Regions from separate parts of the Homo sapiens genome. Here region 2 is linked to region 1. Evidence: chromatin contacts called from ENCODE Hi-C data. All regions are on one chromosome and are shown on one strand. The core of a region is the stretch at or near the end of the contact, and the rest is flanking DNA. Distances in the headings are between cores, read along the strand shown. Region 1 has its middle 36 kb from the start of DRAIC. Region 2 overlaps LOC107984781 (a long non-coding RNA gene).

Region 1 (6,097 bases), core at 596-3,095:
GAGTTCACTACTTGGGGCCTCAGTTTCATCATCTGTAAAATGGGTGTTGGTGATACCTGTCCTGAGAGATTATGATGGTAATGAGATAATGGAGGATCTAATGCACGGCTCATAGCAGGTGTGCAATGAATGCAACTCTTCTCTCTTTTCCCCTCAAGACTGGCCTTGGACTCAGTTCTGACTCGTGTGTGTGTGTGTGTAGGTGGTGAACTTTCCCTAGGAGTTTCTTGCCTCATATTTTCCTTATTCCTGGAATGATTTGCTTTCAGTGGTAGTTTCATATTCATCTATAGACAGGGAAGGACATGGCAGAATGAGATAAAATGGGGGATGAATGCTGCTAAATACTGCCTTTGTGATTGTATTCAATTACATGGGCTTTTTCTTTGCCTGTTTGATGAGAAAGGTGATGAGAAAGGCAGGCCTGCAGGGGGCAGCACATGGCCAGTACTTCACTCATGAGGGACTGGCTCATGGGACTCCTGGCTTTGCAAGAAATCAGAGCCTTCCCAGGCATAGGGGAGCCTTGGAGATTTCTGCAAGGAGCCTCAGTTCTGGTGTTGAGATATTTATTATGCCCTGCAAGTTACTGATGCTGGTGGAATTAGGTCCTTGGGCTTCTTGGTCTCCTGGCCTCTGTGGTCCAGCCAGCCTCTTCCCCTATCCCTCAAGGATTACTTCTACGATCTCCGAACTTCAGGGCTGAGAGGGACTTAAATGGTGATCTAACCCTAACACATCATGTTACCAATACAGGAGGCAACCAACCTTGCAAGGTGGGGATGTGTGTATCTCCCATCTTACAGGAGAGAAAACAGAGGCTCAGTGAGGTTAAATGACTTTCACCAGGTCCCACAAGTAAGAAGTGATAGATTAAAGCTCTTTTGTTTGCAGGCATCAGAAATGTCTAGTCAGTTTAAGCAAAGGAGAGGAACATGGATCCTGGGGGGATTTCACAGAATGGCAAGAAAATCAACTAATTTGGCCTCCATGGGTGGGGCCCGGGGTAGCTCAAGATTGGCAGCAACAGTCTGTGGCTCTTTCTGTCCTGAACCTGCTCTCAGGGATGAGCACTAGCCCCAGTCCAGCCCAGACCCTGTATCTCTCAGGTCTAAAATTCAGGTTGCTGGGATAGAGGTTCTAGATGGACCCCTTGGATCACTCAGCAGTGGTCAGAGGTCAGGGGGTTACTAGCATAGTTATGGAGGATTTGTTTTGAGTCCTGTAGTGAAGCCCTGACAAGAACACCACAGGTGTCAACACCTGGTCGATGTGGGTCTTCCAAGGCTCAGCCGGGGCCTCTGTTCTGTCGCACAGTCACACAGTCTGCTCTCCAGTAGCTGCAGGCTAATCCCAGCTGTAAGGTCAGCCGAGGAAACGGAAGGTGCTGTTTGCATTTTAATAAGGAATCCAAAAGACCAAAGGCCTCTGGGTCCTAAAAGACTGGTTTTCTCAAATGGTGCAAAGTCCAGGTATTGTAACTGATGGGGCACCAGGGGTAAGGAGCCCTCCCTGGTACTTCCCGTCACACCCACACAAGTGTGCCTCCAACTTATAAAGTTCACCTGTTTATCTTGCTGCCGCTTGTTCCCCCAACTCCTTTCCATCTCCCTCTCCAAGGATTCAGTAATATGTTGTCTAGACACTACTGCTGCTGTTTCTCCTCCATTAATCCATTTTAATTGGAAAGTTATCATAATGCAAACTCTCTTTGGTATTATTTGCGGCTCTGCATTATTAGAACCTCACCAACTCGCTTTCCCAGCAAATTAAACTTGCTATGGAAGCAATGAGATCAGCTGCTCATATTAAATCAGGCCGCACGTTGTTAAGTGGGGCTGGGAATGGGGCTTCCTCAGCTGGGTGGGGCGCAATCGCTGGAGGCGTTTACAATGGCACCACTGTTTTTATGCTGGGGATTTGGCCTCTGTGCTCAGTTCTCCTCTTTTTTTGGCACTGTGTATTGGAAATTAGAGATGGAAAGAAAGAGGGGACAAAAAACCCTCTGGTGGTATTTGGCCTCTCACCCCAAACCCAGGGCAAACAGCAATGATCAGAATGCACATGGCCTTAACCCCAGATGAATTACAAAGCATATTCCAGTAGTCCTAAGAGCCTTGTGAAGTAGCGATGATCATCCCCTGTGTATGCAGCTGGAAACTGAAGCTCAGAGAAGGTACTTCTAGGGGCTGCACAGGCAACACATAGTAGACGCGGACTCTAAGCCGAGTCCTCTGAGTCTAAAACCAGACGGCCCGAAGGGATGAAACGCCAACCACAGTGAGCAGACCCTTTTTACAGAGCAGATCCTGGAACGGATTCATTTCTAGCTGATAGTATGGAAAGCAGTTAATAAATGACCAGGTTTCCTATTTGTGGATTATCACCACCTCAGCATCTAATTTTTCCCAGTTACCCACTCAATAGAACAACATGGCTGACACTCCTGCCCACCCACCCAACGGCCATTTCCCCCTACTCCCTTGCTACCCGAAACCTAATTTTGTTAAGTCAGAAATGTGCCCAATCTCAGAGGAAGACTCATGATTGGTCTAAGCCAGCCATGGGCGTCTGTTTCCCTTGTCAGTGATTGGTCTAGAGGTAAGCATGTGACTCATTTCTGGCCAATTACACCTAAGGGAAAGACTGCCGATGACTTCTGGGAAAAACTTTCTCTCCGATGGCGGCAGAGCAGGGAGGAAACTTTTGCTTGAGTTTCTCTCTTCCAGTGTGGGCACTATTTGTTATAGTTAAAAAGTCCCCCAATTCTTTGACCTTGCTTCCAAAGGTGGAGCCCATTTCCCCTCCTGCTGAGCGTGGGCCACACTTAGCGACTGGCTTTCAATGAAGAGAATGTAACAGAGGTGAAAGTGTGTGACATTCGAGGAAAGGCCATAAAAGACATTGGTGCTTCAGCTTTGCTCTCGCGGCTGTCTGACTCTGGGGGAAGCCAGCCACCACGTCATGAGGACACCCAAACAGCCTACGGAGAGGCCCACGTAGGGAGGAGCTGAGGCCCCCTGCCAGCAAGCAGCCCTAGCCCGCCAGCTGTGTGAGTGAGCGAGCCTTTTTGGAAGTGCATCCTCCTGTCCCAGTCCAGCCCTCAGATGGCTGCAGCCCTGCTAGCATCTTGACTGCCGCCTCATGAGGGACCTCAAGCCAGAACCAACAGCCACGTGGTGCCAGAATTCCTCATCTGCAGCAGCCGTGTGAGATCATAACTGTTTATTGCCTTTTTAAGCCACTGAGTTTTGGGGTCGTTTGTTACTCAGCAGTAGATGATTAATATGCTGTCATGCAGCTGTCTTGGAACCAGGAGGGGCAAGACTGAGGGCAGAAGCCACTGTGGTGAAACTGGCGGAGACATGGAATCTGGATTCCTGGTGATGTGAGCTAGTGAGCTGCCCAGCCAACCCTGGGTTGCCTATTTTGGGACTTTTTGTTACATGAGCTGATAAGAACCCTTAATTCATTGTTAGTCTGGGGTTCCATTATTTGTAAACAGCTTTTTACTGCCTCAGCCTTGGGGAGATACGTGATCCTTCCAATCACATTTCATGGCTAGCAGAGGTCACATGGTCTCCACCCACAGTCACATTGGGATGGAGAGGAGGGAGAGAGGGCCCTGCTAAGGGGCTTAAATGCTGCACGTACATTTGCATGTTGAGATTTAATAGAGGCCTTCTGGAGACACAATGCTTCCTCCCAGGGAGGGCCTAATTGCAGAAAGTCGGGCACTGTGATGGGCCTGGGGGCTCTTGTGACCCTGGGTAGGCGATTGTCTGTGTGACAGTTGAAGTGATGGTATGTTAATAGCTTCTCGATGAAAGGCTCAATCTCAAGGGGTTCATGTTTCTCAGCAGCCAAGACAGCGGGTTTCTGCAGCAGGTGGTTCACAAACGGCATCCTATCAGCATGGCCCCAAAGTAACTGAAAGCTGCTCAGACTGTCCCGCCCTCCCCAATGCCCCCCACCTAGGTGAATTCCAAAGGAGGAGGAACCAATGGGTCTGTGATGGATATTACCCTTCCCCATTAACTCTACAAGTTAGTTTTCTTCTTTTCATTTTTTTATTTTTTATTTGTGACAGAGTCTCGCTCTGTCGCCCAGACTGGAGTGCAGTGGTGCGATCTTGGCTGACTGCAACCTCTGCCTTCTGGGTTCAAGCGATTCTCCTGCCTCGGCCTCCCGAGTAGCTGGGATTACAGACGTGCGCCACCATGCCCGGCTAATTTTTGTATTTTTAGTAAACACGGGGTTTTGCCATGTTGGCCAGGCTGGTCTTGAACTCCTGGCCTCATCTGATCCACCTGCCTTGGCCTCCCAAAGTGTTGGGATTACAGGCATGAGCCACTGCACCCAGCCTAATTTTCTTCTTGAAACTGCTCTTTCCTCACCTGCAGCATAGGCACAGTCACACCACAAAGGCAGCAGTGTGGAGTTCCTGGCAGAACTGCCAGAGGTTCAAGGGTTCTCAAGAGGGTATCCCAAGCACACAGATCTAGGGAGGGATCTGTGACATCAAGCCTCTGGGGGAAGGGCCTGGGGTCAGCATTTTCCTATACACTCTCCAGGTTATCCCGACCCACTTTGCATGTTTGAGAGCCACTCAATGATCCTGTCTGTCCCCTAGGACAGCTGTCGCTGTAGGCAGGGCAGTGAGAATGACCCACATGGGGAGCTAAGGAAGCAGAGGCACAGTCCTGCCGGCACCCGAGGACAGGGTCGGGGCTGGAATCTGATTACCTGTCTCTTTTCACTGTCTGTAGTGTTGTTTCTCACCCTCCTAGAAGGGGGCAGGAGAGAAGGGACCCCAGGAAACCCAGGATCAAGGAGGGTTCATAATTGGGGGAAGCAGGAGCCCTCACTCATTCCATTCATGGCTGTCAGCTCCCTGCTGTCCCCTAGCCCATATTCCTGGTTCTGGGAATATAAACAGAAAATGAAAAGCGTTTGTATAACACTTCATATGTACCTGCACAATGCCTTAAGCACTTTACATCTACAAACTCAATGAATGCTCACAATTACCCTATGAGATAGGCACTATTATTATCCCCACTTTACAGATGAGGAAACTGAGGCACACAGTAAACACTGAAAGTCCATCCAGATTCTCAGCCCCTAAAGCTGCTGAGTGGGCATTCCCTTGGGATACTTCCAGTTCAAGCCCTTTATTTTATAGAGAGAAACCGCTCGGTGAGAGAAGGGCCATTCTGAATCATACACGTCCATGGCAGGGCTGGGCCAGGTCCCGGGTTCTGGCCACTGGGCCATGCTGCCTACCTCAGAAAGGGGTGCTTCTGGGCTCTTGCGACCACAGGGCTCATTACCGATGCTGCAAATTGAATGAAATAGCTGCTCAGTTACATATTAATAACAGATTTGTTTGTCATTAAGGCAGCATTGTTTAATAAAATTAGTTTAGCTGAGCGTAATTACCTTCATATAAAATTCCCCCTTAAAAATTACTTTGATAGATGTAAGCCAGTTAGGTGGTGTAAAGACTGGGGTGTGTGGGGTTTGGCTCTGAGCTTTGGTTGGGTCCTTAAAGTGACATTCCCGGGTTGGGAATTCAATTGCCAAAGACCTTGGGTTATCCCTCTGTGGACCACTTGAAGGCCCAGTGGAGAACACGTAACTCAGCCTCTCCAAGGCAAAACTGCAGACAGCCTTGGATGGTCCCTTTTGCTAAACTCAAAATAGTGTTCCTCCTACCGAGGCCCTGCGTTCTCTTGCCACCCTGCCAGCTTTTCACATTCCCTCCTTAACTCTGGGGCTTTCAAGTCATTTCTCTGCTTGTAGACTTTCAACAGCTCCTGATTGCCCATAAGCTATGATTGCGAATCTTGATCTTATTATTCAAGGCCCTGCAAATCTGGCCTCATGGTAATTTAGCGAAAATGATAACCAAATTGGGGATCAGGAGACTGAGGTCTTAGACCGAACTCTGGCCCCAGCTCATGCTGGATGTTCTCAGACAAGCAGCCTTACCTTTTTAGGCTCCCTTTTACTTATCTGTAAAATGGGAAGCATAATATTTTCCTTCCTAGGCGGTAGTGGGGCACTCAGGAGATCATGGCTTTGGTGCTTTATA
Region 2 (5,841 bases), core at 2,897-5,396, 1.0 Mb after region 1:
TCACACAGCTAGTCAGGTGCAGAACTGGGATTTTTACCCAGTTTTGCTGACCGCCAGAGTCCCCAGTGTCATTGACCACCAAATTATCCAGTTAGGTGTCTGCAAAGGAAAAACCATTGCTTTGTCACACCATCTGCACTTCTGAAGTATCCACAGTGCATAAGGTTCAATGAGCAGGAGCCAGATGGGGGGAAAAAAAACTCTCCACCCAGCCCCCTAGGAATTTACAACATAAATATTGTGTGTCGCATAGGCAGATGCATCCTTAGAGGATAATTGACCCTTGTTATTTGCAGATTTACTATTTTTGGTTTTGACTGTTTGCTAGCAACCCCCAGATCCCACGGTCTGTAATCAGTTGCAGGTCTGCATGTAAATCCCAGGCCCTGAAAAGCTGGTGTGGGGGAAGAGACCATTGAGCGGGCGTGAGCGAGAGCCTGGTTCAGGTGCCTCTCAGTTCCCATTTCTTGTTCTCCCTCATCAGTTGCAATGACCATTGGAAAGTGATCCAGAGTTTGCTTCCTTTTGGAAAATGACCCAGGAAAAAAGGCCCTTGTCAGTGCTGTGGTGATATTCGTGACTCTGGGGCTTTGCACAGATTCAGGACATCTCTCTCCTATTTACAGGGGTCTTCCGCATTCTGTAGTCTGTTCTTACTACAATAATGTTAAAAGTTACTCTTCTTTTCAACTTCCCCCAGACATAGAAAGCTGCAATGCGTCTCCTACCCTCTCCCACCTTCCATCAGAAGCATGTCCTGCGTGCTCTGAGTCCTCTGAGTCCTTGCTCATTCCGCTTTAGTGGATGTCACCTGCCACACTGTCCTATTTGCACATTCCTCCCACGTGAAGCTGCAGGCCACTCGAAGGTGAGCCTGGTCCCAGTTTTTTTTCATCAGCACTGAGCACAATGCCTGCCACCAAGGTGCCATGGAAAAGTGTTTCTTGGATGGACACATAAATTAGTTACTTAGTTAATTCATTGATTCATCATTTCATTATAGCCCTTTGGAGGGAGTAAGGGTAGGTGTTATTGCTATTTTGAGGCAGGAAAATAGGGTCTGGAAGCAGGGAACATAAGACTGATTCACACTTCAGCTATGACAGGAAATATCCTCTCCATTTACATGGGGCATTCACCGAGTAAATGACTTTGTTACTTTACTTCATCCTCTCCATTTACATAGGGTGTATGCCAAATAACCAATGGAAACCTCTAGAGGATATTTAAACCCCCAAAAAAATCTGTCATGGGGGCCCTTGAGGCCCCTATGCTCAGGCCCACTGCCACACTGTGGAGTGTGCTTTCCTTTTCAATAAATCTCTGCTTTTGTTACTTCATTCTTTCCTTGCTTTGTTCATGTGTTTTGTCCAATTCTTTGTTCAAGACACCAAGAACCTGGACACTCTCCACCAGTAACACTTTGACTGCTAAGGAAACTGAAGACCAGAGAGGGTAAGTGACTTACCCAAGGTAACACAGTCACTGAATCCCTAACTCCTGGTCCAGAATTCTTATAATAAGTGTCGAGCCCAATACCTGCAATACCTCATAAACTCAATGCATTCTAATCTTCACACCACCATCCCTTTGCCTGTGCAGTCTGTGGGCAGAGCTGAGGCTAATTCCCTCTTTATCAGTTATTCCTGCACTTGAGATATTTGAGTTAAGAACCTACCTCTTAGGGCATCCAGCCAATTGCAAAGAGAAGTCAGCACCCAGTGCCTCTATTTCTTATCACAGGTTGATGTCGAATCTATGCCTGGGGCATCAAGGGATGTTAGTTGGCTGGAAACTTACACAGTGAATGAACGAGTATATTCCCGCACACCTCCAGTGATAGGAAACTGTGACATTTTCAGATAAAATCAACGTTGAGAAAATGTTCCCAACTCATTCTGCTTCTGCCTTCTCCTCGTGGGTCCTAGTGAGGTGTCGAGAGACCTCAGAGAACCAGTTCAATGCCTCTGCCCACATGGCCTCCCCCTATTTGAAGACAAACACTTTCACTGCAACAATATCCCTACAGAATGTAGGTCTTTCTGTTATTATCAGTCCTACTCTGGCTTGAACTGCTTAGCGTGGTGGAGGAAAGACATGTTTATGTTCTGTATTCGTCTCCCAGGTTGGAGTCAGAACCCTTACTTTATGTTAAGGCCATGTCTCCTTTCCATTTCTGGCTCCCTGGGGCCGAGGTCTCTGCCTTCCCCTTAATGAAGTCCATATAGCATCCAGATCTCCCCAGATGGGGACCTGCCTGGAACTGGCATCAGGCCAGGGCACATGCAGGAGTGCAGAGGAACATCCCTTGGGGGAAAATCCGCCTCTCCCTGTGCCACCCACACTTTGCAAATCACCCAAATAACTCTCTGCCCAGGAGCCACGTCTTTGCTGGGGGAAGGGCAGCTTAAATTGGTAGCTTCCGCACATAACAAGCTCAAGACCAGACAAAGCCTGCCGAACAGCCCCCGGGGGAACCAGTGGTTTTATGAGCCCATCATATTTACTATTATCCAATGAGTCATCGGCTGCGTGCTTTCATTTTGAGGCTGCAGGACGAATAGGCTCTCATCAGAGCCACTCTTAATCCATTATTTATGCCCGCTCTTTGTCCTCTCAATTGTACCTTTGCAGACAGGAGCTTCAGTCCACATCTACCAGCAGCATTTGCCAGACTAATGCACATCCTTAGTTCCAAAGTCTGTGGTGTTTAAAAATAGCAAACGAGGCAAACACTCTGATTATGAAATTTCTAGCTGATATTTCCCTTGCCTTTCATTAGGGAGAAAGCTAGCATTAAGTGAACCCACAAGTCCAACGGGTAGAAATAAGGAATACTGTGTTTTTGACTTCTGCTCAGATCCGTTTCCCAGGAAGCTTATGTGGGTCTTGGAACAACGGGGATCAACAATGTGAATATGTCTATTGTGCCTGCAGATCCCATTGCTAATGCCCGGGAAGGACAAGTAATTAGTTTATGAGTAAATTGTCCTCAAGTTTGCATTTCTAGTACAAGAACTAGTCACTAAGCTTTGAGAATTGACCTACGCATTTCATGCCATGGGAAAGAAAACATAAGGTTTGTGATTTAAAGTCACTCATTACTTTCTACAATGATGGATAAGCAGAGGACAATTCCCTTGGTAGCTAATTGTCCTACTGCTGCTTGTATCACTGCTCAGAAGGATGTGTTACCTGGGCTAGGCAGAAATCCAGCACCCTCATGGAGGCAACCCTGGAAACCCCTTGTGGGGTGCTCTATGCATGTCTGGGTGGGTATCGGGTGATGGATGGGACTGTGAGGGATGGGCAAAAACCAGGAAAGAATAACAGGGATAGAGCAGCAGATGGTGAAACAGAAGCACATGCTAGGCCCACTTGGATTCTCCCTGGAGTTTGAATCTGCAGCAGAGTGGCAAAAAGACAAAATGGTCGACACTCATTAGCCCTGGCAGTAGGAGCAGCAATGGCAACCCCTTAAGAACCTGTCCTTTCAGGCCAGGCGTGGTGCCTCACACCTGTAATCCCAGCAGTGTTTTTGTTTGTTTGTTTGTTTGTTTGTTTGAGATGGAGTCTTGCTCTGTCGCCCAGGCTGGAGTGCAGCGGAGCAATCTCAGCTCACTGCAAGCTCCGCTTCCTGGGTTCATGCCATTCTCCTACCTCAGCCTCCTGAGCACTTTGGGAGGCCGAGGCAAGCGGATCACTTGAGGCCAAGAGATTGAGACCAGCCTGGCCAACATGGCAAAGCTCCCCATCTCTACTAAAAATACAAAAATTAGCCAGGCATGGTGGCGTACACCTGTAATCCCAGCTACTCAGGAGGCTGAGGCATGAGAATTGCTTGAACCCGGGAGATGGAGGTTGCAGTGAGCTGAGATCACGCCACTGCATTTCAGCCTGAGTGACAGAGCGAGACTGTCTCAAAAAAAACAAAAAAACGAAAAAACAGTTCTTTTATCAATAGCTCCTGTTTCTGAGCCCCACACCCCACCCTGTTTGTGATCCCAATTCTAATTGCTCTGAGTTGGTTCTCTGCCCTCCATTCAGTTCCATGGGCTCTGCTACATGCTTCCAATAAACTCCTTAACGCCTACATTAGCCACAGGACTTCCTGTTGCTTACACTCAAAGCACTCTAGCAGATAAGAGCTGGAAAGTGAAAGCAAAACAGGAACATAACCCAAGATCAAAGGCCCAGTCGCCCAGAAGAAGGCTTGAATCAGAGAGGCAGGCACTGACCCAGGGCACAGGGTGCATGAAGCCGGGGGTGAGCGCCCAAAGGACAGGAGTGCATGCCTTGGAGCTCAGATGTCACCCTATCAGGCAGGTGACATTGTTGTTGACATCTTAGATCAGTGGAAGTCAACCGTGAGGCACCCCAACCTTGGTTCTTAATGGTGTCAGATACAATATGACAGGCCAGGTCTTAATCCGCCAAGTGTTTATTTTAATTTTGACCAATATGAGAGGTAATTTTGGAAGGTAAATAGGCATTTTTTTTTTTTTTTGGCCTAGGATGACTTGAATGTCACTGTAAGAAAGCAGGGCACTGGGTTAGAATTATATATTCATTCATTAAACAAACATTTATTGAGCTCCTCTTCTGTGCAAATATCTGCTCTGGGCGCTGGGGAGACCAAAGTGACTAAGTCATAGGCTCTGCTTCTGAGCATGAGGAGGGACGGCGGCCAGCACACAGCATGCCCCAGCAGTGCATGGTAAGGACCCAGAGACTGGAACACATGGAGTTCAGATGCAGAGAAACCTCTTTGAGCTGACAGGGTCAGGAAGGTGATGTGGGGCCAGCATTCAAGGTGCTCCTTGAGGGAAAGAGAAGGTTTCACTGACAGCAATTCCAGATGCAGAGGAGAAAAAGAAAAATGGCAAGTGGTCTGAATTGGCTGGCATGCCTCCAGGCCCAGGCAGGATGAGGAGGTAGGCTGACGTCAGATTGTGGAAGATCAGGCTGAGAAGTCTGCATTTTACCTGTAGTCAATGGAGAGCCAGTAACAATTTGGAGCTGGAGAGGGACATCATCAAAGCAGCAAACTGCAGAGAATCTTGTCAACAATCTGCTTAGCAGATTGGGGAGGGGAGAGTCTGAGCAAAGTTCAAGCTACTTGGAGGCTACTGCAATAGTCCAAGCAGGACCCTTCCCCTAAAGTGAACAACAGGAAGATGGAGATGAAAAACCCTGACGTGAGAGCTTGGCATTGAAAACTAGATGGGCATGGTAGGAGGGGGCAAGCCAGGGGGCCTCAGGGTTTAGACTAGAACGGTTTCTCAGTTCCATTCGAATAACACACATTTTCCTGGCACCTCCTATGTGCACAGCATGTGTTAGCAGGTGGTGAGATGGCAAGGAAAATACTGGAAGGCCCAGGTCCTTATAAAAGGCCAGGGCTTTTCTAAAATGTGCTCCATGCATCCACATCTCACCTTCATCATTAGTGAGTGGACACTGCACCTCTCAATTTCCCCACTGCCAGGTTACCTGAGTGGAGGCTTGGAGGCAAGAGAAGAGAATTGCAACCCAGAGGAAAAACTACAACTCTTGTTAGCAGTGGCTACTCCTTAGGCCTAGGGGTATAAACCCAACTCCCAGCCAAGGCCTTCATCTGGCTAGTTTATGCCCTGCCTTCTAGACTGCCTCTGACTCTTACCCCGGATTAACTTCACCCCAAAACAATTGACAAGGCCAGCCTCTATTTGTTTCAGAGCCACAGCTATACTCTGCAGAGTTTTAGCCCAGACAAAACACTCAGAAGAGTGCACTGTGCATTGTCCCAAATCCCTTCCACATGGCATCTCTCACAAGAGGCTGGCAGCACAGGCAAGGCAG

The links. Hi-C counts contacts between places; a loop is a spot of excess contacts on that map. Pooled maps may share reads with other maps.
Region 2: a pooled map shows a loop between it and region 1 (2.4-fold over the local background). The contact joins two enhancer-like sites. A Hi-C loop is called at or near these places in 2 of 168 maps with a recorded cell type or tissue (CD4-positive, alpha-beta memory T cell and naive thymus-derived CD4-positive, alpha-beta T cell), 3 of 37 single-sample maps with no recorded cell type and 12 of 50 pooled maps.

Annotation. Positions count from the first base shown.
Region 1 is chr15:69,523,151-69,529,247 of GRCh38, forward strand. No RefSeq gene overlaps it. Among named protein-coding and RNA genes, the nearest start is that of DRAIC, 36 kb to the right of the region's middle. RefSeq lists enhancers at 347-516, 3,044-3,624, 3,625-4,205. Within about 2 kb of position 1,846, at least 4 of the 41 ENCODE cell types and tissues checked have a DNase peak (open chromatin) inside an H3K27ac peak, as active enhancers do.
Region 2 is chr15:70,524,250-70,530,090 of GRCh38, forward strand. It overlaps LOC107984781 (a long non-coding RNA gene), which reads right to left. Exons shown (of 2, transcript XR_007064698.1): 2 at 4,424-4,985. Among named protein-coding and RNA genes, the nearest start is that of LINC02205, 21 kb to the left of the region's middle. RefSeq lists an enhancer at 4,209-4,258. Within about 2 kb of position 4,147, at least 7 of the 41 ENCODE cell types and tissues checked have a DNase peak (open chromatin) inside an H3K27ac peak, as active enhancers do.